Regions from separate parts of the Homo sapiens genome. Here all the other regions are linked to region 1. The links are chromatin loops, found by intact Hi-C in ENCODE. Cell type or tissue: PC-9. All regions are shown on one strand. Each heading gives the region's core, and the rest is flanking DNA. Links, peaks and the distances in the headings are about the cores only.

Evidence for each region. Peaks named below come from ENCODE experiments on the same cell type or tissue, not always from the same donor. Only the 100,000 strongest peaks of a DNase experiment are listed, where the experiment ranks them.
Region 2: it touches region 1 in a loop (9-fold over the local background); 12 of 110 quality-filtered maps call a loop at or near these places.
Region 3: it touches region 1 in a loop (6-fold over the local background); 31 of 110 quality-filtered maps call a loop at or near these places.

What each region holds. Positions count from the first base shown.
Region 1 is chr16:48,157,044-48,167,005 of GRCh38, reverse strand. ABCC11 (ATP binding cassette subfamily C member 11) reads left to right here. Exons shown (of 30, transcript NM_001370497.1): 30 at 1-1,233. Among named protein-coding and RNA genes, the nearest start is that of ABCC12, 6.0 kb to the right of the region's middle. RefSeq lists a silencer at 658-827 and enhancers at 985-1,484, 1,485-1,986, 7,830-9,029. In PC-9, for the core only: CTCF peaks have their summits at 1,748 and 1,950 (motif pointing right); a DNase peak (open chromatin) is centred at 815; H3K27ac peaks cover 1,501 bases.
Region 2 is chr16:48,625,749-48,635,710 of GRCh38, reverse strand. All of the region lies in intron 1 of LOC105371240 (a long non-coding RNA gene), which reads right to left. Among named protein-coding and RNA genes, the nearest start is that of N4BP1, 21 kb to the right of the region's middle. RefSeq lists enhancers at 5,434-5,933, 5,934-6,435. In PC-9, for the core only: CTCF peaks have their summits at 4,896 and 5,095 (motif pointing right); a DNase peak (open chromatin) is centred at 5,157; H3K4me3 peaks cover 339 bases.
Region 3 is chr16:46,849,499-46,859,460 of GRCh38, reverse strand. No RefSeq gene overlaps it. Among named protein-coding and RNA genes, the nearest start is that of C16orf87, 23 kb to the right of the region's middle. RefSeq lists an enhancer at 8,340-8,409. In PC-9, for the core only: a CTCF peak has its summit at 5,330 (motif pointing left); a DNase peak (open chromatin) is centred at 5,310.

The DNA of each region.
Region 1 (9,962 bases), core at 141-4,140:
TTATAATAAGGTAAAAGCTTATAGTTTTCTGATCTGTGTTAGAAGTGTTGCAAATGCTGTACTGACTTTGTAAAATATAAAACTAAGGAAAACTCACTTTCTTTGTTCTGCTTCCTTTCGTTTCTTTTCTTTTTGTTTTTTTAGACAGGGTCTTGCTCTGTTGCCCAGGCTGGAGCGCAGTGGCGCAATCTCAGCTCACTGTAGCCTCTGCCTCCCAGGTTCAAGCAATTCTCCTGCCTCAGCCTCCTGAATAGCTAGGATTACAAGCATGTGCCACCATGACTGGCTAATTTTTGTATTTTTAGTAGAGGCGGGGTTTCACCATGTTGGCCAGGCTGATCTCAAGTGATCCGCTTGCCTTGGCCTCCCAAAGTGCTGAGGTTATGGGCATGAACCACTGCACCCAGCCATCTTCATTCTGCTTTTTACGTTAGCTAGTACTTATTCAGTTGCAAGGAACAGAGACTCCCTCAAACTAACTTTGGAAAAAAAAAAGAGTTTGTTGGTCTTGTAACAGAAAGATACAGAAAAAGTTCAAGGTTGGGTGCCGGAATGAAAGGATGCCTGTTTTGAGGTCTCTGTTTCTCTTCTCCTAGCTCTGCTTTCCTTTGTTTGGCTTCACTTTCTAACTTCCTCTTGCCTCATGGTGGCAATATGGTTGCCTGCAGCTCCAGGTTCACGTCCTACACACTCTGCACCCCCCAGGTCTTCTTGCCTCAATGATTCCAGGGTGAAATCTCACTGGGCCAGCTTGGGTCATGTGCTTGTTCCTGATCAATCATGTGCTAGGCTGTTGGCATACTGTGATTTGCCAGGCCTGAGCCACATGCCCATATTTGGGCCTGGGGATGGGATTTGCTGCCCTAGATCATGTAGACTGAGAATAGAAGAGGTTGTTTCACCAAAGTAAAATTGTGCCTGAGGGAAGAATGGATATGGATGCTGGCCAGGCCCCAGATAGCAGCTGTCTACTATGATTGTTTACTGAAGAGCAGCATAACTTACAACGTATGACAACTGAAAATAAAATAATTTGTTTTCTCTCTTTCTTGTTCTCACTCCCCCACCCTCCACATGTGGTTACAGACAAATAGAAAAGGCAATCATTTTCAACTTACTTCTGGGGAGACCTTGTTGTTGGGGGAAATATGTTTCAAAGTACTTTCCTTTTTATTCCAGATTATGATGTCTGATTTTCAAAAAATGCCATAAAAAATCAATTTAGTAAACCAATATTTCTCACTCTCTTGCCTGCACTGGTGCTGGGGATGAAATGGTGTCCCTGCCCTCAGGGAATTTGGAATCTCGTGAGGGTAAGTAAACAGTAAAACTGTAAACAAGTAAACAGGCCGATCCAGAACAGGGCTACCTGAGGCTAGAAGCAGGAACAGGATGCAGAGGAAAAGGCAGCCCCCGGGGACTTCCTGGAGGCAGTGTGGGCACAGTTTACTGAGACCTGAGCACTGAACAAACATTTACTCCAAGGAAGGGGACTGGGGCAGGAAAGAATGTTCAAGGCAGAGAGAACAGCAAACAAATCCCTGCGGGAATGAGCTACTACAGGGGCTGATGCAATCCTTGGACGGAACAGGAGAAGTCCGGTGCCCTGGAGCGCGAACCTTCTGTTCCCCATTTGGGACTCTCTAGTGGCACCTGCTTCTCCTTCTAGGGGGTTTATCTTTCTTAAAAAACCTTTGCTCTGTTATTCCCTTCCCCTCAGTCCTGGCTTTTTTCTTTTTTGGGCCCTGAAGTGTCCCTGGGAACCCCATATGCTACCATCCCATCACAGTTCAGCTGCTCATCTGCCCATTGAGGGTGACTCTCCTTCCTCTGCTTCCCCATTCCCAGAACTGCTGTGGGACACTGCCCTCATCACGGGTGAGGGAGCTCTCTACACACTGGCCCTCCCCAGGCCAGATGCAGCTGCCGTCTTTTCCTTGAGCGACCAGCAGATGGCAGCCTCGTCCCAAAAATGCGGTGATGGCCCCACTGGGCTTCTGAGCTGGCCGGATCCCCGGAGATAATTCGCCACAAAAGTGTTGACCCCTGGAGTCAGAGGACAGGAAATAGAGCCCATTTCCACTCAGTGTGCAGAGCCCCATCCCATCTGCCCCCGTCCCCACCTCCAGCAGCAAAATGTGAGAACCATTGGCTCCGAGCAGTAATAAAGCAGAATTTTTTGAAAAATACCATTAGTTTTTTTAAACAACATTGATTTTACATATATATATATATATATGGAGAGAGAGAGAGAGAGAGGGAGGGAGGGAGGGAGGGAGGGAGGGAAACGGAGTTTCACCTTGTTGTGAAGGCTGGAGTGCAGTGGCGCGATCTCTGCTCACTGCCACCTGGTTCCAGCGATTCTCCTACCTCAGCCTCCTGAGTAGCTGGAATTATAGGTGCCTGCCACCACACCTGGCTAATTTTTGTATTTTTAGTAGAGACGGGGTTTTGCCAAGCTGGCCAGGCTGGTCTTGAACTCCTGACCTCAGGTGATCTACCCGCCTCCGCCTCCCAAACTGTTGGGATTATAGCTGTGAGCCACCACGCCCAGCCAATATTGTAATATTTTATTCCTTAAGCTGAGTGGTGAGTGTATGAGGCTTTGATTTTTAATAATTCTTTTCACCTTTTCAGGTTTCAGAAATGTTTTATGATAAACATTTAAAAATTGGTATTTGGTCTTTCAAAAATAATACTAAAATAATTATAATGAGAGAATGCAGGGCTTTGCTGTGCTTTGTTATATTTATTTGATGGTTTGTTATTATTTTTATTTTCAATTCCATACTGGCGGAGAGGAGGTCATGGAATTTTTTTAGAGGTTCTAGAGGCATGAGTTGGGGTGATGTTGTCAGAGGCATTTGAACCAGATCAACTCCATCTTGAATAGGGGCTGGGTAAAATAAGGCTGAGACCTACGGGGCTGCATTCCCAGATGGTTAGGGCATTCTAAGCCACAGGATGAGATAGGAGGTTGGCACAAGATACAGGTCATAAAGACCTTGCTGATAAAAAAGGATGCAGTAAAGAAGCCGGCCAAAACCCACCAAAACCAAAATGGTGAAGAGAGGGACCTCTGGTTGTCCTCGCTGCTCCACTCCCACCAGCGCCATGACAGTTTACAAATGCCATGGCAACGTCAGGAAGTTATCCTATATGGTCTAAAAAGGGGAGGCATGAATAATCCACCCCTTGTTTAGCATATCATCAAGAAATAACCATAAAAGTGGACAACCAGCAGCCCTCGGGGCTGCTCTATGGAGTAGCCATTCTTTTATTTCTTCACTTGTTTTTTTGTTTTGAGACGGAGTCTTGCTCTGTCACCAGGCTGGAGTGCAGTGGCGCGATCTTGTCTCACTGCAACCTCCGCGCTCCCGCCCCCCTGGTTTAAGCGGCTCCCCTGACTCAGCCTCCCAACTAGCTGGGACTACAGGCGCCCGCCACCACGCCCAGCTAATTTTTTGTATTATAGTAGAGACGGGGTTTCACCATGTTAGGCCAGGATGGTCTTGCTCTCCTGACCTCGTGATCCGCCCGCTTCCACCTCCCAAAGTGCTGGGATTACAGGCGTGAGCCACCGTGCCAGGCCCCTTTACTTGCTTAATAAACTTCCTTTCACTTTACTCTATGGATTCGCCCTGAATTCATTCTTGCGTGAGATCCGAGAGCCCTCTCTTGGTGTCTGGATTGGAGCTCCTTTCCTGTAACAGTGTGGTCCACAATGACAGCAACTGATGTGCAGAGCAAAGGAGGCCACAGTCACGCTGGCCCTGCCTGCCCTGCCCTCTGTCTGCAGCCCTGGACAATATCGTAAGAGAAACTGGTAAATGAGCAGTCTTCAGAGACCAACCTCTATGGTGGCCAGAGCACCATGCTGTGCAAGGCACCAGCAGAAAGAGGGGAAGACTCAGACTTCAGTCTTTCCGGTCCGGAAGGGCTTCTTTCAGAAAAGTGGCTCCAGAGGGCAGCCCCAGCCTAGAAGGCATGGACCTTTGGGTCACTGGAAAGGTCCCAGGAGGGAGTGGCTGCCTGGAGGGGCAGGGAGCTCACCGTGGCTGGGAGCATTTTCTGGCTCTGGAAAGCTCTCTCCAGTGCAAGGTGAGGGGCAGTGTTCTTATCCCCAGGCTGGGAGCGGGTCCCCCAAGGCTGAGTGCTGGGAGAAATTCTGCATACACCTCTCTGTGGACTGGGACACTGGAATGCAATAATGGAAATAATAACGCCTGACAGCAGAAGTTTTCAAACTTGAACTTGAGTATCCAAATTGCCTGGAGGGCAAGACACAGATTGCTGGACCCCAACCTCATATAGTTCCATCCAGTAGGTCTGGGGTTGGGCTTAAGAATTTGCCCTTCTAACAAGGCTCAGATGTTGCTGATACTGCTGGTCTCTGGCCCGTGCTCTGAGAACACAGAGGTTAGCTGAGAGCACGTGTCCCATATGATCTAGACAGGAAGGGTCCAGGCCCCCATGTGAATGTGCTTCCCAAAGTTCCTGTGCTTCCGGGCACTTTGATTTGCATGACCTCTTTTAACTCTGCCTTCCTGAGCATCCCGCTAGGCCATCCATCCTCTCCTTTGCTCCACTGCATTCATCTAGCAGGAGAATTCAGCACTTCTCCTTATTTCCTTTGTATGTGTAGACCACTTGAATGAAGGGTGGGGTCAAAAGAATTGTTGACAGCAAGTCAACAACTTCCAATTGAATATCAACCATGTGCTTTCTTAAGGAGTCCCTCACCATTCTACCCACTCTGGCTCTGGTTTCCTCTCTGGTTCTCTAATTACTGTCTGTGTTCTCCCTGCCCCCGCCTCCCAATTCTTGGACACATTTTATGCAGAGCAGTTTAGTTCTCCCTTCTGGTGCCCTTTCCTGCCAAGCAAGTCATTAGGGTGTCTCTGACTGCCCCAAGAGACAGATCAAGGCAGTTGCTAAACAAAAACGGTTCCCACCCTCTGATTCACTCTGGTGCCAGCTGTTAAGATTGTAAAATTTCACCCCATTATCCTAAATGTCCCCTAATCTGTCCCCCGGCATCATTTAGAAAATTCTGTGGAATCCAACTGCTTCAGAGTCAGAAGCAATTTTAGAAGTCGTCAGTCCAGCTGTTCTTAGCCTGTGGTCCATGGACCTCTTAGCTAGATTCAGGGCATCTATGAATTTGGATGGGAAAAAAATGACATCTTTATTTTTACAAACTGAAATTTGGTGTTTTCCTTGATGGGGCAACAAATAGATAGTATTAGCAGTATCTGTGACTTTGTTACCAATAGAAATCAGCGGTATTCTCAAATCTCATTTCAATTGTTTCAGATGTCTCAAAATATCACTTACATGCATCAATGCTTTGAAATTATAATAGTCATTAGAACTTCTGCTAGATCACATTACTTAGTGCATCAATATAGAAGCATATACCTTACAGTATTCAGCTGTGTTTTATACATATTATCATAAGCACATTCTGCATAATTGGTTATCTTTGCAATCCTATGTACTTTATCTCATGCATAGAAATACTTTTTCTGAGAATATACTAGAATGCCAAAGAGGTCCATGGCACACAAACAATTTAAGAACCTGCATTTAACTCAGCTCTTTGATTTTCTAGAGGGAACTCGTGTCCCAGGCGGAGGAGATACCTTGCCCACAACCACACCACTGGCTTTTAATAGGCTGGTTTAGAACTCGAATATAAAACAGGAGAGGGGGCTGGGCGCAGTGGCTCATGCCTGTAATCCCAGCACTTTGGGAGGCCAAGGTGGGCGGATCACCTGAGGTCAGGAGGTCGAGACCAGCCTGGCCAACATGGTGAAAAGCCATCTCTACTAAAAATACAAAAATTAGCCGGGCGTGATGGCATGCGCCTGTAATCACAGATACTAGGGAAGCTGAGGCAGGAGAATTGCTTGAACCTGGGAGGTGGAGGTTGCAGTGAGCCGAGATCGAGCCACTGCCCTCCAGCCTGGGCAACAAGAGAAAAACTCCATCCCCAAAATAAAATAAAATAATAAAATAAAACAGGAGAGGGAAGAAAACGAGAAGGATGAAGCAAGCAGTAAGGGCTGGGGATAAAGGCCTCACCCCCAAACCAGCCAGCATGGCCTGCTCAGAGCAGGGGGACAGATAGGCTGCCCCTTCATGGAAGTTCTATTTCTAGTGCCTGACAGCCCCTTACGCAGAGCTTGCCATCCAGTGCGGCATCTCTGAGGAGCATTAGTGCAAAACTGTGATTCATCAGAGCAAAGAGGAGTACACTTTGCTGACTTGATAAGCGTGTTTCTTGCCAAATCCTTGGTTCCCAGATACTTAATGGGTAGCATTGTACTCTAGAGAGAACCGTACCGATTTGGAAACTTCTGTTCTGATATGAGGGTCTCAGTCCCTCTCAGTGGCATTCACTGAAATGCTCCCCACCTCCTTCTCCCCTCACATATCAATATCCTTCACTGATCTGGGGTGTGTTCATGATTTAGACTTAACAGAGCACTTCCTCGCATATAATTGCATATAAGTGCATGCCATAAGATTGTGTACAGTTACTAGAGATGGCTGAGTTTTTGCTCTAAACTCCTTAACAGCCCATGCAAAGAAAGAAATAGGTTTATTACAAGATTGTTATGACCACCATTTAAATGGAAAATTCATTTGTTTGCAATTAGCATAGTTTTCCTGATTCTGAGAATGGATTCTTTGAGAATTCTTTCTCATGTTGGGGGCAGGTTTTAACTCCTAGGATCAGCTCTCTGAGCCAAGGGGCTTGCTCAGGTCTTTAAGCTGTTAAGTGGTGGAGCTGAGAACAGCACCCACATTTTCTGGCTGTGAAATATTTTTGTTCTTTATTAGAGGGCTTGTTCTCTGACTGTTGCATGCATGTATTTCTGGCTCACGAATCCTATTATTGCTTTACTTACATATATTTCTTCCACTTACTGTTTTAAAAGTCCATGCAAATTCCAATTACTTTCCAAAATCACTTGACATCAGCTTTGTTTGACAGTCCTTTTATATCGCTCGCCTTAGTTCATTAGGCAAATAAAGTGAAAAATCCAAACCCCTTCTTTTAGCAGAGACATCAGTGTATTTCTACTAGACAGATTCTAATAGCAACCCAGGAGGTAGAATTCTTACTTCTAGCGAGATTCTGCTAATTTTTTTTTTTTTGAGACGGAGTCTGGCTCTGTTGCCCAGGCTGGAGTGCAGTGGGGCACGATCTCGGCTCACTGCAAGCTCCGCCTTCCGGGTTCATGCCATTCTCCTGCCTCAGCCTCCCGAGTAGCTGGGACTACAGGCACCCGCCACCACCCCTGGCTAATTTTTTTGTATTTTTAGTAGAGATGGGATTTCACTGTGCTAGCCAGGATGGTCTCTATCTCCTGACCTCGTGATCTGCCCCCCTCGGCCTCCCAAAGTGCTGGGATTACAGGTGTGAGCCACCGCGCCCTGCTGAGATCCTGCTAATTTTAAAATTCTTATTCACAAACAATAGCTACCATTTATTGAGTGTTTGTTTAAGGCACTGTGTTTAAGCGCTTCACTTCCATGATCCACTTTAATCCTTAGTTAATTTACAATGCTTTCAGGATAGTGTTTTCATTTTGTAGTTGACGACATTGAAATTTAGAGATTTTGAGGACAGATCTGATTCCAGAGTTTCTACTCTTAGCCACTGTGAGCTATTGATTCTATGTAACTGCACACACTGATTTCTGAGCACTTCTTGGGGCCTTTGGGCCAAGTCTTTCTGCTCTTTCTCTCTTATCTGTCTCTTTCCGTCTTTGTCTCCCCACTCCTCTCTCTCTATTTTTTTTTTCAGACAGAACCTCACTTTTTTGTTGTCATTGTTAAGACAGAGTCCTGCTCTGTCGCCCAGGCTGGAATGCAATGATACAATCTCGGCTCACTGCAACTTCTGCCTCCAGGGTTCAAGCGATTCTCCTGCCTCAGCCTCCCGAGTAGCTGGGACTACAGGTGTGCATCAGCATGCCCGGCTAATTTTTGTATTTTTAGTAGAGATGGAGTTTCAACCATGTTGGCCAGGCTGGTCTTGAACTCCTAGCTTCAGGTGATCTGCCTGCCCAAGCCTCCCAAAGTTCAGGGATTACAGGTGTGAAGCACCATGCCCGGCGAGAACCTCACTTTGGAATAGAGACCCCACAGAACCTCAGAGCTGGGAAAATTTCCTTCCCATCAAGCACCAATTTTCCCTTGCCATGGAGCACCACTGCTGGTATGTGCGCACACAGACCCCTAATTTATGCATGTATAGTTATTTACAAGGATGTGCAGGGTGGACATGTGTTGAGGCTCGGACAACAATACCCCAAAGTATGGCACTTTGGCAGGCTGAGTACTTTGAACTGATGGAGTTTGGATGACCTCAGAAGCAGCCTCAGAAGCAAGTTCTCTCTGACCTTCTCCTGCCCTCCTGCACCCCTTGTGCACCTCTTCTCCCATGAGGTGAGTCATAGAAACCAGAGTTCCCCTTCCCCAAGGTGAGTCATAGAAATTCTTCCCCCAAAGCCACCGATAGAACCTAAAACTATGACTCAAACTTTCCTCCACCCTTCTGCACAGGAGCTGGCCGTAAAGAAATTCTCTGACCAACTTTGTCTGAGAGTAGGTCCTAAGACCCTCATTCCAGAGGGGTCGTGCCCCATACCTAGAAAGAAGAAATGCTGTGCAGAGAGGCCAAGAAGAATCTGAACAGACAGGCCCTGCTGGGTCCCCATCCCATCACCTCGGTCCATTACAGTTAATCAGAACTTTCTGTCCAATCGCATTTCTATACCACTGTCCATTCCTCATTGAGTCTAAGCATAAAAATGGACAGTTCTTCCTGAGCCTTTCGGTATTCATTTCTGAAGACTCACATGTCACATTAAACTTTGATGAAATAAAATTGTTATGCTTTCCTTTTGTTAGTCTGCCTTTTGTTACAAGAGTGTCAGCCATGACCCACATGACTGGTGAGGAAAAGTATCACACTTTTTCTCCCCTACACATGTATATCACTGTACACAATTTTTTTTTTTGAGACAGAGTCACTCTCATCATCCAGGCCTGAATGCAGTGGCACGATCACAGCTCACTGCAGTCCTGACTTCCCTGGCTCAATTCATACTCCCACCTCAGCCTCGCAAGTAGCTAGGACTACAGACACATGCCACCACGCCCAGCTAATTTTTGTATTTTCAGTAGAGATGGGGTTTCACCATGTTGCCTAGGCTTGTCTTGAATGCCTGGGCTCAAGTGATCCACCTGCCTTGGCCCCCCAGTACTGGGATTATAGGCCTGAGCCTCTGCACACAGCCAAAATAGAATTTTTAAAGGAAGAGGAGAAATATGAAAAGGATTTCTATTTTTTTTCTTTTTGTATTCCAGTGGATTATCTCGCCCCCCCGCGAGCTGTGTGTACACCCAGGATGGGCCTCAGTTCCCTGACTATGGGTGAGTCCACGCTCTGCCTGGAACAGGAGCTTGGCTGGTCTTTTCCTAAGGACTTCCTTGGATACAGACCGGACAGTCCCTCTCCATCATTCTCCACTCTGTTTCCGGCTAGGCCCACCAATCTTCTTGCGTAGCGCCCAATACTGTTTGTCTGGGTGGAAATCCATCTCCGCCCAGCCTTTCATGGAGATAGAGGAAAACTGATCGGCATTCTTCCTCCATAAACTTGACAGCACTTGACTCCGTTTGGAAGATTGTGGAAGCGAGTCTTTGCTGTGTTTATGAGACCCCCGGGGTTGTTGCGAAGATCAAGTGATAAAGAGGATGAAGAATTTTGCGATACACAAAGGGCTCCAGAAATGTCGAGTGATATTATTAGCAGTGATTTGCATTCATGAAGGGAAGAATGGACGGAAATTAAATGGAACACTTTGGACACGTGTAAGGAAACTGCTGTCGGTCTAGCTCACTCCCCAGGCCGGGGAGCCTTCCTGGGAGGACCCATTTTC
Region 2 (9,962 bases), core at 3,045-7,044, 470 kb before region 1:
AGTCACTCCATCCAGCGTGTATTTTCCCAAACATTCTTTTCCACTCCTTTCTGCCTTTACGTTCCATTTCCTCTGCCTGGAATGCCCCTCATCATCTCTACTCACTGAAATAAGCCTGTGCATTCATTCACCAGCACCCAGCTCAAGTGTCACCTTCTGAGGTGGCAGACGCCTGGCTTGGCATCCATCTCCCCTCCCTGCATGGCCTAGTCTTCCCTGGAGACAGAGATGGTCGTGTATGTGAGTCCTGGAAAATGAGATGGAAGCGTAAGTGTGTGGTGGATGTCATGGAAGGCCACCTAAGGGAAACATCTCTCCTGGGAACTGGTGTGCACGCCGCCTGCCTCCTCCCTCAGTCTAGCCTCTGGAACAGAGAACGCACCCTCTCCATTACTCCTGCCTCCTTCAAGACTCTTGTCAAATATCACCTCTCAATGAGATTTCTTCTTTTTATTCTTTTTCTGAACTCTGTTGCCCAGGATGGAGTGCAGTGGCACAATCATAGCTCACTGCAGCCTCAAACTCCTGGGCTCAAATGATCCTTCCTCCTCAGCCTCCTGAATATCTGGGACCACAGGTGTGCACCACCACACCTGGCTAATTTTTTTATTTGTAGAGACGATATCTCACTATGTTGCCCAGGCTGGTTTTGAACTCCTAGGCTCAAGCAATCCTCCTGTCTTGACCACCCAAAGTGCTGGAATTACAGGTGTGAGCCACTCAGCCCAACCTCAATGAGATCTTTTCTAACTGCCCTACTTAAAATATCGACACCCCTCCCTTCCCAACTCTCCCGACCATCCTTTCCCTGCCTTTCCCCCAATGTGGTCTACTTTTTAATATTGTAAAATGTACATATTTAGATTTGGTATTTATTGCCTGCTCCCCCACTGGAATATCAACCTCACGATCACGAGGGCAGGGAATTGTCTTCTTTTTTTTTTTTTTGGTCTCTTTTAACACTGATGTATTCCAAGCACCCAGAAAGAACCCATGATAGACATTAATAAGTATCCTGAATGAATAATACACCTCAGCCATTCCATGCCATTTGAAACCCAGACATTCTTAAGGTTCAGCGTTACTCCCACTTTCCATAAAAACCAAGTCCTATAGGCTGCCTCTGCATATCACCTCTCTGATCAATTTTATCCTCTCTATGTCCCCAAACATTGCCTGCATTTGAGGCTCTGTCATCTCCCTCTAGCTATGACATCAGCATCCTATCTTTCCTTTCTTTTTTTTTTTTTTTTTTTTGAGATGGAGTTTCACTCTTGTTGCACAGGCTGGAATGCAGTGGTGCCATCTCGGCTCACTGCAACCTCCGCCTCCCAGGTTCAAGTAATTCTCCTGCCTCAGCCTCCTGAATAGCTGGGATTACAGGCACACACCACCACGCCCAGCTAATTTTTGTATTTTTAGTAGAGACGGGATCTCACCATGTTGGCCAGGCTGTTCTTGAACTTCTGACCTCAAGCGATCCACCTGCCTCAGCCTCTCAAAGTGCTGTCTCTCTGTTCTCAATCCTTTCCCCTCCAACCCACCCTACAGAGAGAGGACCTCACAGTGTTAATGTCCTGCTTAAAACCTTTCTATGGCAGGCGGGCATGGTGGCTTACACCTGTAGTACCCCGGGAGACTGAGGCAGGAGGATGGCTCAAGCCCAGGAGTTTGAGTTCAGCCTGGGCAACATAGTGAGACCCTGTCTCAGAGAAAACAAATTTATGAGTTTCAAGTCAAGGCTAAATTGGAAAAAATAAAATAAATTTAACCAGCCTCTCTATGGCCCCCATGGCCTTCTCAGGAAATCCAGTCTCCAGTGGTCCTGAAGCCTTAAGTGGTCTGGACCCACTTCCTGCTGTGCCTGCTCATCCTCACACCATCCCCCACAACATTCCTCAGGCCTGCAGAACATCTTACTGCTGGCCACAGAGCTCTCCTGCAGACATTTTCATCTTCTGCTCTTTCTGCTGAAAATGATCTCCCTGCGTCTTTTTTTTTTAAGAGTCTTGCTATGTTGCCTGGGCTGGTCTTGAACACCTGGATTCCAGATATCCTCCCGCCTCTGCCTTCTTGGTAGCTAAGATTACAGGCATGAGCTGTGCTATTCAGGTTCCCCTGCCTCTCATCAGGCTTGTTCCTACCTTCCTTGGGGACGTCCTCCAGGAAGCCTTCCTTAGCTTCACACCAGGCTGGGTGAGCTGCCTCATATCTGTGTTCACATATCAACTTGTGCTGATCTTGGTCGGCTTTTCTGACTCGGCCATGAGATCATGTGAGCCTTGAGGACGGAGTTTTGTCTTATTTTATAATCCCAGTGAGGCTGGGTGCAGTGGTGTGCATCAGTAAACCCAGGTTCTGCAGTGAGCTATGCAGTGAGCTATGATAATATCTGTGAATAGCCACTACACTCTAGGTTGGGCAACAGAGCAAGACCCCATCTTTAGAAAATAAAAACAGGCCAGGCACAGTGGTTCACATCGGTAATCCCAGGACTTTGGGAGGCCAAGGTGGGTGGATCACCTGAGCTCAGGAGTTTGAGACCAGCTTGGCCAGCATGGCAAAACCCCATCTCTACTGAAAATACAAAAATTAGCTTGGCACGGTGGCGCATGCCTGTAACCCCAGCTACTCAGGAGGCTGAGGCTGGAGAATCGCTTGGACCTGGGAGGCGGAGGTTGCAGTGAGCTGAGATCGTGCCACTGCACTCTGGCTTGGGTGACAGAGCAAGACCCCATCTCAGAAAAAAAAAAAAAGTAAATAATAAATAACAAAACAAATTAAATTTATTATTTAAATTTTTTAAATAACAAATGATAATCCCAGTGAGGATACATCATCTAAATAGTAGGCACTTAGTAAATAAGAAGGGAAGGAAAGCAGGAAGAAGGGAAGAGGGAAAGCAGAAAAGAAGAAAGAAAGGTCTCAAATGCTCAGCTCTCTTTCTGGGCACATGGTGGGGCTGCACCTCTCCACCCACTTGAGCTCGTGCACGGCCATGTGATCTGCTTTGGCCCATGAAGTATGAGTGAAAATGACATGTGTCACTTTTAGGCAGAAGCAGACAGGTCAGTCTGTGGTCTCCATCCTCTTTTTACTGCCTGCTGGGTCACAGAAGCACTTGTTGAGATGGAGTCTCTGTCACACAAGGCCCCTGAGTGACTAAGACAAGCAGAGCCCCTGGTGGACCTGCAGTGGACACACAGCATGGGGTGAGAAAGACACTCTGTTCTTTTGAACTGCTGAGAGTTTAGGGTTTATTATTAACCTAGCACAACCACGTCTCTTCTTTTTTTTTTTTTTTTTTGAGATGGAGTTTCACTCTTGTTCCTCAGGCTGGAATGCAGTGGCGTGATCTCAGATCACTACAACCTCCACCTCCCAGGTTCCAGCGATTCTCCTGCCTCAGCCTCCTGAGTAGCTGAGATTACAGGTGCCCACCCAAAGTACTGGGATTATGGGTGTGACCCACCTTGCCCAGCCACGTCTCTTCTTTTCTTTTTTAATTTCAACTTTTGTTTTAGATGCAGAGGATATACATGCAGGTTTGTTACATGGGTATATTGCATGATGCCGAAGTTTAAGGTACGATTGATTCTGTCACAAGCATAGGACCCAATAAGTAGTTTTCCAACCCCTGCAGCTCTCTTCCTCTACCCTCTAGGAGTCCCCAGTGTCTATTGTTTCCATCTTTGTGTCCCAATACCCAATATTTTGCTCCCACTTATAAGTAAGAACATGGGGTATTTGGTTTTCTGTTTCTATGTTAATTCAAGTGCAGTTGGTTTGAGGTATCAGGGAAAATCGCATCTTTTTACCCTTCTATTTGCTAAGAATATCAGACACTACCTTGCCTTTCCCACTGCTATACAATTTCAATTCCAATTGTCTGTTTTCCATAGATTCTTGCAAAGATGCTATAAGGTGAACAGGTGAAATATTATTTATTTATTTATTTTTTTTTTTTTTTGAGACGGAGTCTCGCTCTGTCGCCCAGGCTGGAGTGCAGTGGCGGGATCTCGGCTCACTGCAAGCTCCGCCTCCCGGGTTCACGCCATTCTCCTGCCTCAGCCTCCCAAGTAGCTGGGACTACAGGCGCCCGCCACTACGCCCGGCTAATTTTTTGTATTTTTAGTAGAGACGGGGTTTCACCGTTTTAGCCGGGATGGTCTCGATCTCCTGACCTCGTGATCCGCCCGCCTCGGCCTCCCAAAGTGCTGGGATTACAGGCGTGAGCCACCGCGCCCGGCCCAGGTGAAATATTATTATCCTCCACCTACAAACTAAGAAAAAGAACCTGAATGACTGCCCGGGACTCCCTGGGTAGGAGAGAGGGGAGCTAACACCAGAGCCCAGGTCCCCAGCTCCCCACCCAGGGCTTCACTGCTTGGCTCCAGTCAATAAAATAGCACAGGTCTAAAGAGTCTAAAATCTGGAGGTCCCCACCAGAAAGGGATCCTTCTTTTTTTAAAAAGGAAATATATCCAAAGGTTAGAATCAGGCCAGGCGCGGTGGCTCACACCTGTAATCTCAACACTTTGGGAGGCCAAGGCAGGTTGATCACTTGAGGTCAGGAGTTCGAGACTTGCCTGGCCAACATGGTGAATCCCCCATCTCTACTAAAAATACAAAAATTAGCGGGGAATGGTGGCAAGTGCCTGTAATCCCAGTTACTCGGTAGGCTGAGGCAAGAGAATCGCTTGAACTTGGGAAGCAGAGGTTGCAGTGAGCCGAGATTGCACCACTGCACTCCAGCCTGGGTGACAGAGTGAGACCCCTTCTCAAAAAAAAAGAAAAAAAGGGTTGGAATCGTGGACTTTAAAGCCCGACTGCCCAAGCTGGCCCCAGCTCCAGCCCTCACTACCCAGAGATCATGAGCATAGCTCCCTCTCTCTCAAGCTCCATTCCTCCAGGCCTGTAACACTGGGATAATAATAGTATCTACTTCTTACTCTTGTGAGTTTTAAATAAACAAATCCATGAAGAAGACTTGGCATGGCGTCTGGCATATAATAAAGGCTCGCTGAGATTTCTCTATGACTACCCTGTTATCACAGTTCTTTCCATTTAAACAGCCGCCTTCCAGGACTGTAATGCCAGGCTGCTGCCACAAGGTGGCACTGTTGTCTCTGGCCACCCTTCCTGAGTCGCTAAAGCTTCATTTCTCAAAATGCCAAGTTGAGTCAGGACGGAAGGAGAACCCAGAAAAAGATGACAGAGTCCGAGAACTCCAGACAAAAACGTGACTTCCTTGTCACATCAAAAATGATGAAACTGCTTCCGTCTTTTATCTCTGCTCTTTCTTGTAGCTGGATCCCCACACCTCAGAATAGGCTGAAGCAGCTGGTAAAATTGGGCTGCCCAGCCCCAACCCCACACCACGGGTATAACTGGGCGGGGGGTCCTAGTGGAAGGTGATTGAATCCACTGCTGTAGAGAAGGGCTTCTAGGGCTGTAGCACGCTTACGCCTCACCTGGGCACCTTATGAAAATGCAGATTCCGATTCTCAGCCTCTCTGTGCCTTATTTCCTTCATCTCAAAATAGGGAATAATAATGGCACCTACTTCAGGGAGTTATTATGCAGAAAAAGATGACAGCATGATCAGTTAAGTGATTAATTGAATAAGCAGGGCACATGGCGAGTGTCCTTGCAAGCTTTTATGTTAGAGAGAAAAAAAAGGTCAGGCTTGGGGCTGTGGGATGGGGCCTGGCACTGTGCATTTCTTTTTTGTTTGTTTGTTTTTGTTTTTGTTCTTTGAGACGAATTCTTCACTCTGTAGCCCAAGCTGGAGTGCAGTGGTGCAATCTCAGCTTACCGCAACCTCCACCTCCGGGGGCTCAAGCGATTCTCGTGCCTCAGCCTCCCAAGTAGGTGGGACTGCAGGCGCGTATCACCACGCCCAGCTAATTTTTTGTATGTCAGTAGAGACGGGGTTTCACCATGTTGCCCAGGGTCATTCCGAACTTCTGAGCTCAGGAGATCCGCCCGCCTCGGCCTCCCATTACAGGTGTGAGCCACCGCGCCCAGCCAGCACTGTGCATTTCTAACAAGCTCTTGAGTGAGGTCTGTGCTGCGGTTCCGGGCCCCATACTCTGAGGACCTGGCCCATTTGTGGCAAATGGAATTGGCGACCTCTTGGAAGTCAAGGCTGCAGTGAGCCGAGTTCCTTATGCATGCCGGTTCACCCAGCCGCACAACAGCCCTGTGAAATCAGTGTCATTGTTGCCGTTTTATGGATGATAAATGAAAACATTAAGTAACTGTCCCAAGGTTGTAACAGCTAATTATTAGCAGAGCCGGAACTCAAACACAATACACTCTGCTAAATCAAATGTTATTGTTTTATGTTGAATTAAAGTAAACGTGGCCCAGCTTTCCCTCCCTGACTTCTCAAGACAAAGAGAAAAGATCACGGAGGCAGCAGAGAGTGGAAAGGAGGGCAGCGCCTGGAGCCAAATCTATCGGACTCACAGTCTGTCCAGTCAGGAGCTGTGTGACCCTGACGAGTTGCTCAGCCTCTCTGTGCCTTATTTTCTTCATCTCAAAATAGGGAATAATAATGGCACCTACTTCGGGGAGTTATTATGCAGAAAAAGATGACAGCATGATCAATTAAGTGATAAATTAAATAAGCAGGACACATGGTGAGTGCTCAGTCATTGTCTGCACCGAGGGCTTATGTCCAAGGCTGTGAGAACTGCAGGGACCCATGATCTCCACTTTGGGCTTTAGGGAGCTCACAGTCTGATGAGGGAGAGTGGGGAAAGTGATCGCAGAAGGCCCATCGGAGCACCCATGGGGAGCAATCACCACCACGCAGCTCAGCATAAGGCAGCCACCAGCACCCCACAGGAACTGTCAAAGCTCATCTGTATGTTCATCTGCTCCTACACTCCCCAAACAAGTTTAACACCTTGAGTGAGTCCACTCATTATGGATGCAACGAGACCACAGAGGACATGAGATGGAGGCTGTGAATCCACTAGGCCCTTTGTTCCAAAAGACTCTTGCAGCAGGAGCTGACCACAACGCGAATGACTGCAGTGTGTAAAGACATGATTTGTACCATCAGGCCTCTAAATGCACACCTGCGACTTCACATGGTGCCTCAACAGTGATCCATTCCAAGGCCGGAGGAGAAACAGCCTCGCATTTACTGAGATAAGGTGGCTGGTCTCAAATGTGGGGCCTGGCTGTTTTCAAGGGTGAGTCTAGACACTCTTTACTCTGTAGTTGCAGTTTAAACCCTGGGTAATTTGAGCCTGCTCATCTGGGTCATAGTTAACAATGTGTCTTCAAGAGACTGGAAACAAACTGCCCTTCAGGAAACCAGGTACAGTCTCAGCTACTCTGGACGCTGGGGTAGCAGGATCCCTTGAGCCCAGGAGTTCAAGGCTATAGTGCACTATGATTGCACCTGTGAATAGCCACTGCACTCCAGCCTGGGCAACATCGGGAGACCTCATCTCTAAAAATTAATAAAATAAATGCCCATCATTAGGGAACTAGTGAAAGAAATTGTAAAATAAGCTGCTTGAGCAGATAAAAGCAATAGAATGTGGGGGCTCTCAATGTTCTTATATAGATAGATTTCGTCCTATGAAAATAACAAGCTACGGCTGGGCATGGTGGTTCACACCTGTAATCCCAGCACTTTGGGAAGCTGAGGCAGGCAGATCATCACCTGAGGTCAGGAGTTCGAGACCAGCTTGGCCAACATGGCGAAACCCCATCTCTACTAAAAATATAAAAATTAGCTGGGCATGGTGGCATGCACCTGTAATCCCAGCTACTAGGAGGCTGAGGCAGGAGAATTGTGTGAACCCAGGAGGTGGAGGTTGCAGTGAGCAGAGATCACACTACTTCACTCCAGCCTGGGTGACAGATTGAGACTCCATCTCAAAAATAAAAATAAAAATAAATAAAATAAAATGTAGAAAGATAGTCCCAGCAACTAAGGAGTCTGAGGCAGGAGAATCACTTGAGCCCAGGAGTTTGAGGCTGAAGTGACCCTTGATCGTTCCACTGCACGCCACCTTGGGCAACAGATTGAAACCCCAACGCACATACAAAAAAAAAGGTGGAAAGTTCCACAAAAAACAAACAGTAGTGGTTATCCCTAAGGGAGTCCACTAGGAAGACGGGGGACAGAGACAGAGAGAGCAGTGCAGGTAGGAGCAGACCCAGTTGCCCCTGGTTGCCTTGTTATTGTTTTATGCTGAATTAAAGTAAACGTGGCCCAGCTTTCCCTCCCTGACTTCCCAAGACAAAGAGAAAAGGCCACAGAGGCAGCAGAGAGTAGAAAGGAGGGCAACGCCTGGAGCCAAACCTCCCGGACTCACAATCTGCCATTCAGGAGCTGTGTGACCCTGATGAGTTGCTCAGCCTCTCTGTGCATTATTTTCTTCATCTCAAAATAGGGAATAATAATGGCACCTACTTCAGGGAGTTATAATGCAGAAAAAGATGACAGCATGATCAATTAAGTGATTAATTGAATAAGCAGGGCACATGGTGAGTGTCCTTGCAAGCTTTCATGTTAGAGAGAAAAAAAAGGTCAGGCTTGGGGCTGTGGGTGCTTACCAACTGTCTTTCGGTTCCCTCCAAAATCCCTCCCATCTGTGGGCGCCCTTCCACTGAATGCCTTTTTAAAAATTGTGGTATAAAAAAACACAACATAAAATATATAATCTTTACCACTTTCAACTGTACAGTTTGGTAACGTTAAGTATATTCACATTGTTATGAATGTATTTTAATACTTATGTAATTTTTTTTTTTTTTGAGATGGAGTCTTACTCTGTCACCAGGCCGGAGTGCAGTGGCACAATTTCAGCTCACTGCAACCTCCACCTCCCAGGTTCAAGCGATTCTTGTGCCTCAGCCTCCTGAGTAGCTGGGATTATAGGCACCTGGCCACCACACCAAGCTAATTTTTTTTGTACTTTTAGTCGAGACAGGGTTTCACCATGTTGGCCAGGATGGTCTCGATCTCCTGACCTTGTGATCCACCCACCTCAGCCTCCCAAAGTACTAGGATTACAGGCGTGAGCCACCACGCCCAGCCCTGTGTTGCCTATTTAAGAAATCAATTTAAAAATCATTATGCCCTCATGCTACCTGACTTCAAACTATACTACAAGGCTACTGATACCAAAACAGATATATAGACCAATGGAACAGAACAGAGGCCTCAGAAATAACACCACACATCTACAGCCATCTAATCTTCAACAAACCTAACAAAAACAAGCAATGGGGAAAGGATTCCCTATTTAATAAATGGTGCTGGGAAAGCTGGCTAGCCATATGCAGAAAACTGAAACTGGACCCCTTCCTTACACCTTATACAAAAATTAACTCAAGATGGATTAAAGACTTACATGTAAAACCTAAAACCATAAAAACCCTAGAAGAAAACCTAGGCAATACCATTCAGGACATAGGCATGGGCAAAGACTTCATGACTAAAACACCAAAAGCAATGGCAACAAAAGCCAAAATTGACAAATGGGAGCTAATTAAACTAAAGAGCTTCTGCACAGCAAAAGAAACTATCATCAGAATGAACAGGTAACCTACAGCATGGGAGAAAATTTTTGCAATCTATCCATCTGACAAAGGTCTAATATCCATAATCTACAAGGAACTGAAACAAATTTACGAGAAAAAAACAAACAACCCCATTAAAAATTGGATGAAGGATATGAACAGACACTTCTCAAAAGAAGACATTTATGTGGCCAACAAACATATGAAAAAAAGCTCATCATCACTGGTCATTAGAGAAATGCAAATCAAAACCACAATGAGATACCATCTCACGCCAGTTAGAACGGTGATCATTAAAAAGTCAGGAAACAACAGATGCTGGAGAGGATGTGGAGAAATAGGAATGCTTTTACACTGTTGGTGACGGTGTAAATTAGCTCAACCATTGTGGAAGACAGTGTGGCGAT
Region 3 (9,962 bases), core at 2,984-6,983, 1.3 Mb after region 1:
GCCTAGGCAATGTAGCAAGACCCCATCTCATTTTTTTTTTTTTTAAGGGAGAGTGTCGTTCTTTCGCCCAGGCTGGAGTGCAGTGGCGCGATCTCAGCTCACTGCAACCTCCATCTCCCAGTTCAAGCGATTCTCCTGCCTCAGCCTCCTGAGTAGCTGGGATTACAGGCACCCACCACCGCACCCAGCTAATTTTTGTATTTTTTAGTAGAGATGGGGTTTTGCCATGTTGGCCAGGCTGGTCTTGAACTCCTGACCTCAAGTGATATGCCCACCTTGGCCTCCCGAAGTGCTGGGATTACAGGCATAAGCCACCGCTTCTAGCCCCCGCCTCAATTTTTTAAAAAATTGAATTAACGACAATAACAAAAAGAGGCAGCATGTCACAGTGGTTGAAAGTGTGTACTGCGGTGCCAAGAGGCAGCATGTCACAGTGGTTGAGGGTGTGTACTGTGGTGCCAAACCACCTTGGTTCTAACAATGGCTTTACCATTTAGGGTATGTGACCTTGGGTAAGTTACCAATCTCTGTGCCTCAGTTTCCTCACCTGTACAATGGGAGATAATGGCCTCACCTTCATAAAATTATTGACATAAAATTGATTTAATATATATAAAATACTTAGAACTCTGACTGGCATGCAACAAGATCTAGATATCTTTGCCATTATTGAGATTTCATGATCCTTAGGAGAGAATAGGGGAAATTCCTAATGCAGCAAGTTTTCAACAAAGGGCAGTGTTCCTTTGGCCTAGGACAGTGATGCTGTGGCTTGAAGTGACTCCTTTCATCAGTTTACCCATCTTAGTCTGCAATGAGCAACTTCCAGATATCACCCCTTTGCATGTGTTGGAGCTCAGAAAATGATACCCCAAGACGAAGGCTGCAGAAGCAGCCTCAGAGGCTAAAGGTTTTCACTGACCTTCTGCCCTCCTGTCTTTTAGGCCCATTCTCCCCAGGAACTAGTTATAGAAACTAGAATCCCTCTTCCTCAAGGCAGATCATAGACACCAAAACCCTTTTTCCCCCAAGCCAGCCATAAAACCTAAAAATATTCTGTGAAAAAACTGGCCTACCCTGTTTGACTGTAGGTCATAAGATCCCTATTGGAAAGAGGATCCTGCCCCATACCTAGAGGGAAGGAATGCTGCTTGGAGAGGCCAAGAAGAATCCAGACCGACAGATCTTGCTGGGTTTCCCCACTCTGTCTATTAGCGAGCGTTAGCGCAGACCCTTTTTGCCCAATCCTATTTCTACATGGCTGTCCAGACTTTGTCGAATCTAAGCGCAAAAATGGACAACTTCCCCTGCATCTTTGGGTCTTCATTTGGAAGTCTCCTGTGTATACATGTCATGCTTCTTCTCCAATTAACCTACCTTTTGTGAGCTGATTTTTCAGTGAACCTTCCAAGGGTGAAGTAAAAGTCTCCTTGGCCCCCACACACACTGGGGTGTAGTTTGCTTTGAGGCTGGTCTGGGGGTGAGGGCATGGCTGTTGTGGTTTGCCTTGAGGCTGGTCTGGGGGTGAGGGCATAGCTGTTGAATACCATTAAGGGCATTTCACTGTGAGGTTTGATTCACATTGTTCTAGAACTTTAGACTGATTCACAATTTCGCTGCCAGCCGGTGCAGCAGCAACTGCTTCCATCTGTGACGTCGTGCACTGATTTATAAACCATTTATAGCTCTCCTCCCCACTTGACACAGCTGCTCCACAAATGGCTCAGGATTGCAACTAGAGGGGAAATTGGGGACTGCACTTGAACTTTCTCTATAATGAAGTGTAAATTGTCCTTTTGAAAAGTGCTTTCTTCATAAATCCCAGGCCTCAAATGTGGCAATTAAGAGAAGCCTTAAAAGCAAAAGAGGCTTCTGTTCCAGGTCTTTTCAAACCCTAAATGTCAAATTCTCTGTGCCTGTGTCCTGGCCTGGCATCTTATTTCCCTCAACACCCTCCTCCCATCTCTTTCTTAGTAACAATCTCAGATCCTGGCAGCGAATGGCATGCGAAACTGGGAACATTTTTCTTCTACACAGACAGGGTTATATAAATCTTCCTGTTTTAAAGTGATTTCTTTTACCCTTTATTTCTTTTGTGTGCCTTTAGGAGTCTGCTTGAATTCTTAATGGGCTAGATCCCTGGCTGGCTTGTTCTCTGCTTAAAGCAAACCATATCGATGCCAATTACTTTTATCCAGGCATTTGCATGTTTACTAAGGTCCTACTACCAGGCACTGATATCATCAGAGACTGTCTCCATATTCTTTGTATCCAGTCTTTTTTTTTTTTTTTGAGACGGAGTCTCGCTCTGTCTCCCAGGCTGGAGCGCAGTGGCACGATCTCGGCTCACTGCAACCTCCGCCTCCCAGGTTCAAGCAATTCTCCTGCCTCAGCCTCCTGAGAGTAGCTGGGACTACAGGCGCCGGCCACCATGCACGGCTAATTTTTGTATTTTTAATAGAGACGGGGTTTCACCATATTGGTCAGGCTGGTCTCGAACTCCCGACTTCAGGTTATCCACCCGCTTCAGCCTCCCAAAGTGCTGGGATTACAGGCGTGAGCCACCGCGCCCAGCTATGTATCCAGTCTTTTTCCACAAACATTCTACTTTTGGCCGGGCGCAGTGGCTCACGTCTGTAATCCCAGCACTTTGGGAGGCCGAGGTGGGCGGATCACAAGGTCAGGAGTTCGAGACCAGCCTGGCCAACATAGTGAAACCCTGTCTCTACTAAAAATACAAAAATTAGCCAGGTGTGGTGTCGTGCGCCTGTAGTCCCAGCTACTCAGGAGGCTGAGGCAGGAGAATCACTTGAACCTGGGAGGTGGAGGTTGCAGTGAGCCGAGATCGTGCCATTGTGCTCCAGCCTGGGTGACAGAGTGAGACTCTATCTTAAAAAAAAAAAAAAAAGAAAAGAAAAGAAGAAAAAAAAAACTACTTTTGATAAATCTCCTTTCTGTTGTTGTTACTGTTGTTTTTTTAGGCAGGGCCTCACTCTGTCACCAGGCTGAAGTGCAGCCATGTGATCATAGCTCACTGCAGCCTCAAACTCTTAGGCTCAAGTAGTCCTCCTGCTTCAGCCTTTGAAGTAGCTGGGACTACAGGCACATGCCAACATGTCCAGCTAATTAAAAAAAAAATTTAAAGAGATGGGGTCTTGCTGTGTTGCCCAGGCTGGTCTCAATCTCCTGGCCTCAAGGAATGCTCACACCTCAGCCTCCCAAAGTGCTGGGATTACAGGTGTGAGCCACCAAGCCCAGTCTGCCCCTTTATTTTCTACTGTTTTAAAAAAGGCATTGGCTTATCTAAAGGACCTAGTTCCTAGATAGTTACTTCCTGTTCTAGAGAGTTAATACAATGAGACTAAGGTCATCAAGTCCCACCAGAATACATCAGGCTATGTTACATGTCCATGTTTTCGAATACGCTTCAGAGGGAATCTTCTTCCTCTCCTTCATCTCTCTAATGCCTTCTCATTTTTCTAAAGTTAGGCCAATGTCATGACTCTGCTGGGAAACACTGTTGGAGCCCTCTGATTTTGATATTCCTTCCCCAGGCTCCCTTGAGTTCACCATTCTTGGAGAAAGCATTGCAACTGGACAGTGATCATTGATTTACTAGTCTGCCTCCATCATTAAGGTAGAGGCCAGAAAGGGACTATGTCAGATTGAACTTATTTTCCTCAGTTTCTAATAGACAATTATCAAATGAATGAACAAATGTACATTTCCTGAATACCCTCTATGTGCCAGTTACTGTATGAGGGTCTGGGGACACCAAGACCTTGTCCCTTTGAAGTTTATGGTCTAGTGGAAAGTTACACACTAGGTTAATAATCACACATATCACAATATTATCTTGAACTGATAAAGGGAAAAAACAGAATGCTTTGAAGGAAAAAAACAGAATGTTAGGAGACTGTCTGATAGGAGCGCCCAGAGATTGGATAAGCAGGACTTTTATCTGGGAAGAAGGGAGAGGGAGGGCTGGAAGTGCTTTCAGGACGTCCTGAAGTGTACCGAATGAGTAAACTGATGAAAGTGAGTGGGAGGGGGATGGAAACTCGCTCTCTGGTCATCGTGGGCATCGATGAATTGGTTTGTCTTGTGTCTTCTCCAGGTGGCAGGACCCTGATTTTTGGAGGATCCAAGCCTCCCTCATTCTCATCCTGACCTACCCCTCTTTCTAATAATGGGCACTTGACCTAGCCAAATTGAGTATGTCATCTACCAGGGCTCCTCCCATGTGATTAATTTAGGAATGAGTTTGAATTTAAGTCAAGTCTGGGATTCTTGGCATAACTAGGAAGAAAGACCTGCATTTCTTTCAGCACTTTGGATATTGTGCTTGAAAGAGAAGGGTAGAGATAGATGAAGACAAATTGATTTCTGATTTTTTTTGAGCACCTGGATCCAGCCATACCTGAAACTCGTGTGGCTACAGTTGTGTCTAAATTAACACACCTATGACTTTTAAAGCTATTAACTAGGCTGGGTGAAGTAGCTCATGCCTGTAATCCCAGCACTTTGTGAGGCTGAGGTCAGAGGATTGCTTGAGCCCAGGAGTTTCCAGCCTAGGCAACATAGGAAGACCTCGTCTCTACCAAAAACAAAAAACAAAAAACAAAAACAAAAACAAAACAAAACAAAACAAAACAAAAACATGGTGAGCACCTGTAGTCCCAGCTACTCAGGAGGCTGATGTGGGAGGATTACTTGAGCCTAGGAAGTTGAGGCTGCAGTGAGCCATGATAGTACCACTGCACTCTAGCCTGGATGTCTCAAAAAAAAAAAAAAAGCTATTAACTAAATAACTATCCCATCTTTTTATATGGCTTAGGCTAGTTTGCACAGGGCTTCAGGTACTTGCAAGACCAATGGCACTCATTTGCTAAGTCCAAAGAGGGTAAGGGAGGCCAGCTAAAGCGATTATGGAGGTCATCCAGCCAGGGAGAGCCCAAACACAGCAATCTTTCCTGCACCAGGAGAGTTCCCCCTAAGTGTCTGTATTCTGGTCTTCTCCTCAGAGACCCTGACCCTTGGGTTTCCATTTGTTTGAGTGTCTAGCAACAGGTGCACTGAGGGAGGGTGGTTGGAGAGAGATACCAATAGGAACCTTCCCAGGCCCTGACAGGGCAGGGAGTTCCAGGTACCCAAAGTGCTGGAAAATCACGAACTGCCTCTGCATTGGAGGAATGTGGACTAACCCTGATTTGAGAGTGGAGAGCCAGCAGGAGAGCTGGCTTTTGCTGGACTGCAAATGGTGAACCTGCTGGGCCAGGCAAGCTGGAATTGTTAATGGGCCTCAGTGAGCAACAACACCAGTGGGTCACAGCTGCCATCTAGCGCCGGATGCCGGCTTTTGCAAATTGTTTACTGGCTGTTTCCAGCTGAAAGGCCTTTCTGAGGGCCAATCTGGGGGGAAATGGGTAGGTCAGTACCTCTACCTTCATATTCAGGAAGAACCTTCAAATCAGACTTTCAGTATTATCTCTAAATCAGATTATTATACATATAGTCCCAGAGCCAAATTGACTAGATGACAAAAATGGGCAATCATTGCACAACATTAATTTCTGTTTCATTCCAAATCTCTAGAGTGTTATGATAGATTGATTAGATAGATAGATAGACAGACAGACATTTAAGGGCAGGCATGGTGGCTCATGTCTGTAATCCCAGCACCTTGGGGGCTGAGACCCGGAGATCACTTGAGTCCAGGAGTTTGAGGCCAGCCTGGGCAATATAGCAAGCTCGTCTCTACAAAAGATGGTGGTGCATCCCTGTGGTCCCAGCTACTCGTGAGGCTGAGTTGCTTGAACCCTGGAGTTTGAGGCTGCAGTGAGCTATGATAGCACCACTGCACACTCCAGCCTGGGCCACAGAGTGAGACCTGTCTCTTTAAAAAAAAAAAAAGATGGATTTTTTTAAAAGATGGATAGATGGATATTTTAAAAATAAATCCTGTAATGGTCCTATTTATGATTCAGGTTTCTGGCAGAAAATAGGCAGGTAGTGTAACTGCCCAGTGGGTTCACCTTTCCCACTGCCTAGACCTGCCTAGACAGGGGAATTGCAATGGAGAAAGAGTAATTCATGCAGAACCGGCTGTGCAGGGGACTGAAGTTTTATGATTACTCAAATCAGAGCATTCAGGGATCGAAGTTTTTGAAGATAATTTGGGAGATAGGGGCTTGGGAAGTGGGGAGTGCTGATGGTTGAGGTTGGAGATAGAATCGCAGGGGGTCGAAGTGAGGTTTTCTTTCTGTCTTCTGTTCCTGGGTGGGATGGCAGAACTGGTTGAGCCAGATTACGGGTCTTGGTGGTGTCAGCTGATCCATCAAGTGCAGGGTCTGCAAAATATCTCAAGCACTGATCTTAGGTTTTACATGGTGATGTTATCCCCAGGAGCAATTTGGAGAGGTTCAGACTCTTTGGAGCCAGAGTCTGCATGACCCCTAAACCACAATTTCTAATATTGTAGCTAATTTGTTAGTCTGGCAAAGGCAGACTGGGCCCCAGGCAAAAAGGGGTCTTTTCAGGAAAGGGCTATTATCAATTTTGTTTCAGAGTCAAACCATGAAACTGAATTCCTTCCCAAGGTTAGTTCGGCCTACACCCAGGAATGAGTAAGAACAGCTTAGGCTGGGCGAGGTGGCTCACGCCTGTAATCCTAGCACTTTGGGAGGCCAAGATGGGCAGATCACCTGAGGTCAGGAGTTCGAGACCAGCCTGGGCAACATGGTGAAACCCAGTCTCTACTAAAAATACAAAAATTAACCGGGCATGGTGGTGGGCACCTGTGATCCCAGCTTCTCGGGAGGCTGAGGCAGGAGAATTGCTTGAACCTGGGAGGCAGAGGTTGCAGTGAGCTGAGATTGTGCCACTGCACTCTAGCCTGGGCAACAGAGTGAGACTCCATCTCAAAAAAAAAAAAAAAAAGGAGAGCTTAAAGGTTAGAAGCAAGATAGAGTGGATTAAGTCTGATCTCTTTCACTGTCATAATTTCCTCAGTTATAAATTTTGCAAAGGCGGTTTCAGTAGTACACTACAAAGGGATGCCTGGGGAGAGTTTAATGATAGGCTACTAACAAAGGTGTGAGAAGGGACCAAAGGAAACAATCAAAGTCCAGGGAAGCAGGCCAGGGTCAGTGATTGGAGGAAGCTGCTTCCACCCTCCAGAACTGATGGGACAGGAAGAGGGCAGGAGCTCAGCAGGATGGCTCCGTAGGCCAGAGCTCCTGCACAGGCACCAACCCCAGGGGCTGGTTCTTGGTTGGGTTTGGAGAAGTACTCCCTAAGATGTGGATTCAGGTGAGACTGACTCGTTAAGGAGTGCTCCCAGGGGAGAGGGAAAATGGAGTAGCAGGGAGCAGGGCAGAGGAGAGGAAGCCAGCAGGTGTGACCGCAGGCATACCTGTGGAGGTAGCTCCAGCTTGACCTGCAGGGCAACTCTGAAGGGGAAGTTGTTTCAGGAGGTCTGACTGCAGGCCAAGAGCTTGGCATCGAACTCCTGACCTATCAGTCATTGATCAAATGGGAGGGCAGGAGGAGAAGTGGGGGAGTCATCCCAGGCACTTTGACTTTTTGCATGTTGGGTTGAACCAAGTATCTTCAAGAATGATTTACTTATAGGCTGGGCGTGGTGGCTCATGCCTGTAACCCCAGCACTTTGGGAGGCTGAGATGGGCGGATCAGTTGAGGCTAGGAGTTCGAGACCAGCCTGCCCAACATGGTGAAACCCCAACTCTACTAAAAATACACAAATTAGCAGGGTGTGGTGGTGGGCACCTGTAATCCCAGCTACTGGGGAAGCTGAGGCAGGAGAATCACTTGAACCTGGGAGGCAGAGGTTGCAGTGAGTTGCGATCATGCCACTGCACTCTGGCCTGGATGACAGAGCAAGACTCCATCTCAAAGAAAAAAAAAATTTTTACTCATAATTTAATAATGACTTTGTGAGAAGTACAGCAATAATGTGTGAGAGGTTTTAATTATAATGTATGTTATTTGTTGAATTCTAAAGTACTCCACAGGTGTTTTGATAGACACCTGTTTGGGGTTAGCAACATACTTTCTGGTTAAACATCACAAGGGATTACACATTTCTCTTCTCACCAAAACTGCTCCTGTAAGTGGTATGTAAATATGACGGGCCTCCTTTTTCTCTTAAACTCAACATGATATTCTGGCTTCACTCATTTGCTTTCTAGCAGCCGCCCCATGTTAGCCTTGCCAAATGGTCAGTCTTCTATTTGGTAGGTTTTATAAGTCCTAAAAGTCTTACTTCAGAAATAGCTCTAATAAACCAAGCATGGAAAATTTCACTCATTTCTTCTGAGGCTGTAGAATTTGCATCCATTTTTTTCCGCAGCTGTCACAACTGTTGCAGATGCCTCTGACCAGCCCACAAGGTTGACTAGCCTGCTATACTCTACAGAGCAACTGAAAAGCATACAGAGATCCAAAGGAATATGGGTAAAGCCAGGAAAGCTGCTGTGAGTGGGGATGGGGGACCAGTGAGGTGTAGTGTGTCTGGAAGGAAGATGCAGAGATGGAGTTTGAAGTATCAGAGGTGTGTTTGGGGGAAAGGGCAAGAGCTGTGAAGGATAAAGGAGGAGGAAGTAGGGTTGGGCAGGGAGAGGCTCAGAACACAATCAGATCTTACATTATCTGCCGAGCTCTGGAGCAAAGATTACCTATTACAACAGTCATGCATTAGGCAAAAATGACCAGGCCCTGGTACACTTTGCTATGTCTGGTCATTGGCTGGTGGCTGACTGAGCCAGGCATGAATCCTAAAGGTGGTACAGCTGGAGGCTGGTAACTAACTACGCTCCTTGCAGCTGAATGGCAAGTGTTTGTGTTTTTGGTTTTGTTTTGTTTTTTGAGACAGGGTCTTTCTCTGTTGCATAGGCTCAGGTGCAGTGGCACAAACAGCTCACTGCAGCCTCAAACTCCCAGGCTCAAGTGATCCTCCTGCCTCAGCCTCCCAAGTAGGTGGGATTATAGGTGTGCAACATCATGCCTGCTCATTATTTTTTTTTTTTTACAGGGATGGCATCTTGCTATGTTGTTCAGGCTCTTCTCAAACTCCTGGCATCAAGTTGTCAGAGCCGTTTGAACTGGAGCAACTCCATCTTGAATAGGGGCTCAGTAAAATAAGGCTGAAACCTACTGGGCTGCATTCCCAGATGGTAAGGCATTCTAAGTCACAGGATGGAATAGGAGGTCAGCACAAGATACAGGTCATAAGGACCTTGCTGATAAAACAGGTTGCAGTAAAGAAGCCGGCTAAAACCCACCAAAACTGAGATAGCCACCAGAGTGACCTCTGGTCATCTTCACTGCTACACTCCCACCAGTGCCATGACAGTTTACAAATGCCATGGCAACATCAGGAAGCCACCCTATATGGTCTAAAAGTGGGAGGCATGAATAATCCACTCCTTGCTTAGTATATAATCAATAAATAACCATAAAAATGGGCAACCAGCAGCCCTCGGGGCTGCTTTGCCTATGGAGTAGCCATTCTTTTATTCCTTTACTTTCCTAATAAACTTGCTTTTACCTTATAGACTTGCTCTGAATTCTTTCTTGCGTGAGATCCAAGAACCTTCTATTGGGGTCTTGATCAGGACCCCCTTCCAGTAACAAAGTGATTCTTCCTCCTCAGCCTCCCAAAGTGCTGGGATGAAAGGTGTGAGTCACCATACCAGCCTGCAAGTTATTTTTGAAAAGAAATCCAAGTGGAGCATTTTCATGGCTGCCACACTTAATGAAATGTAGTGTATTTGGCTATTCCAGCCATCCCTCCAACACCAATAAGGAAGACCCTACCTGCAAGGGGTACAGAAACAAGGGGCAGAGAGAGAAATGGGGCCCTGATGGCTCACATGAGTGCATAGATCCAGCTGTGCCTGAAGCCCATCAGATTCTTGGCTCTTTTGGTTATGTGAGCCAGG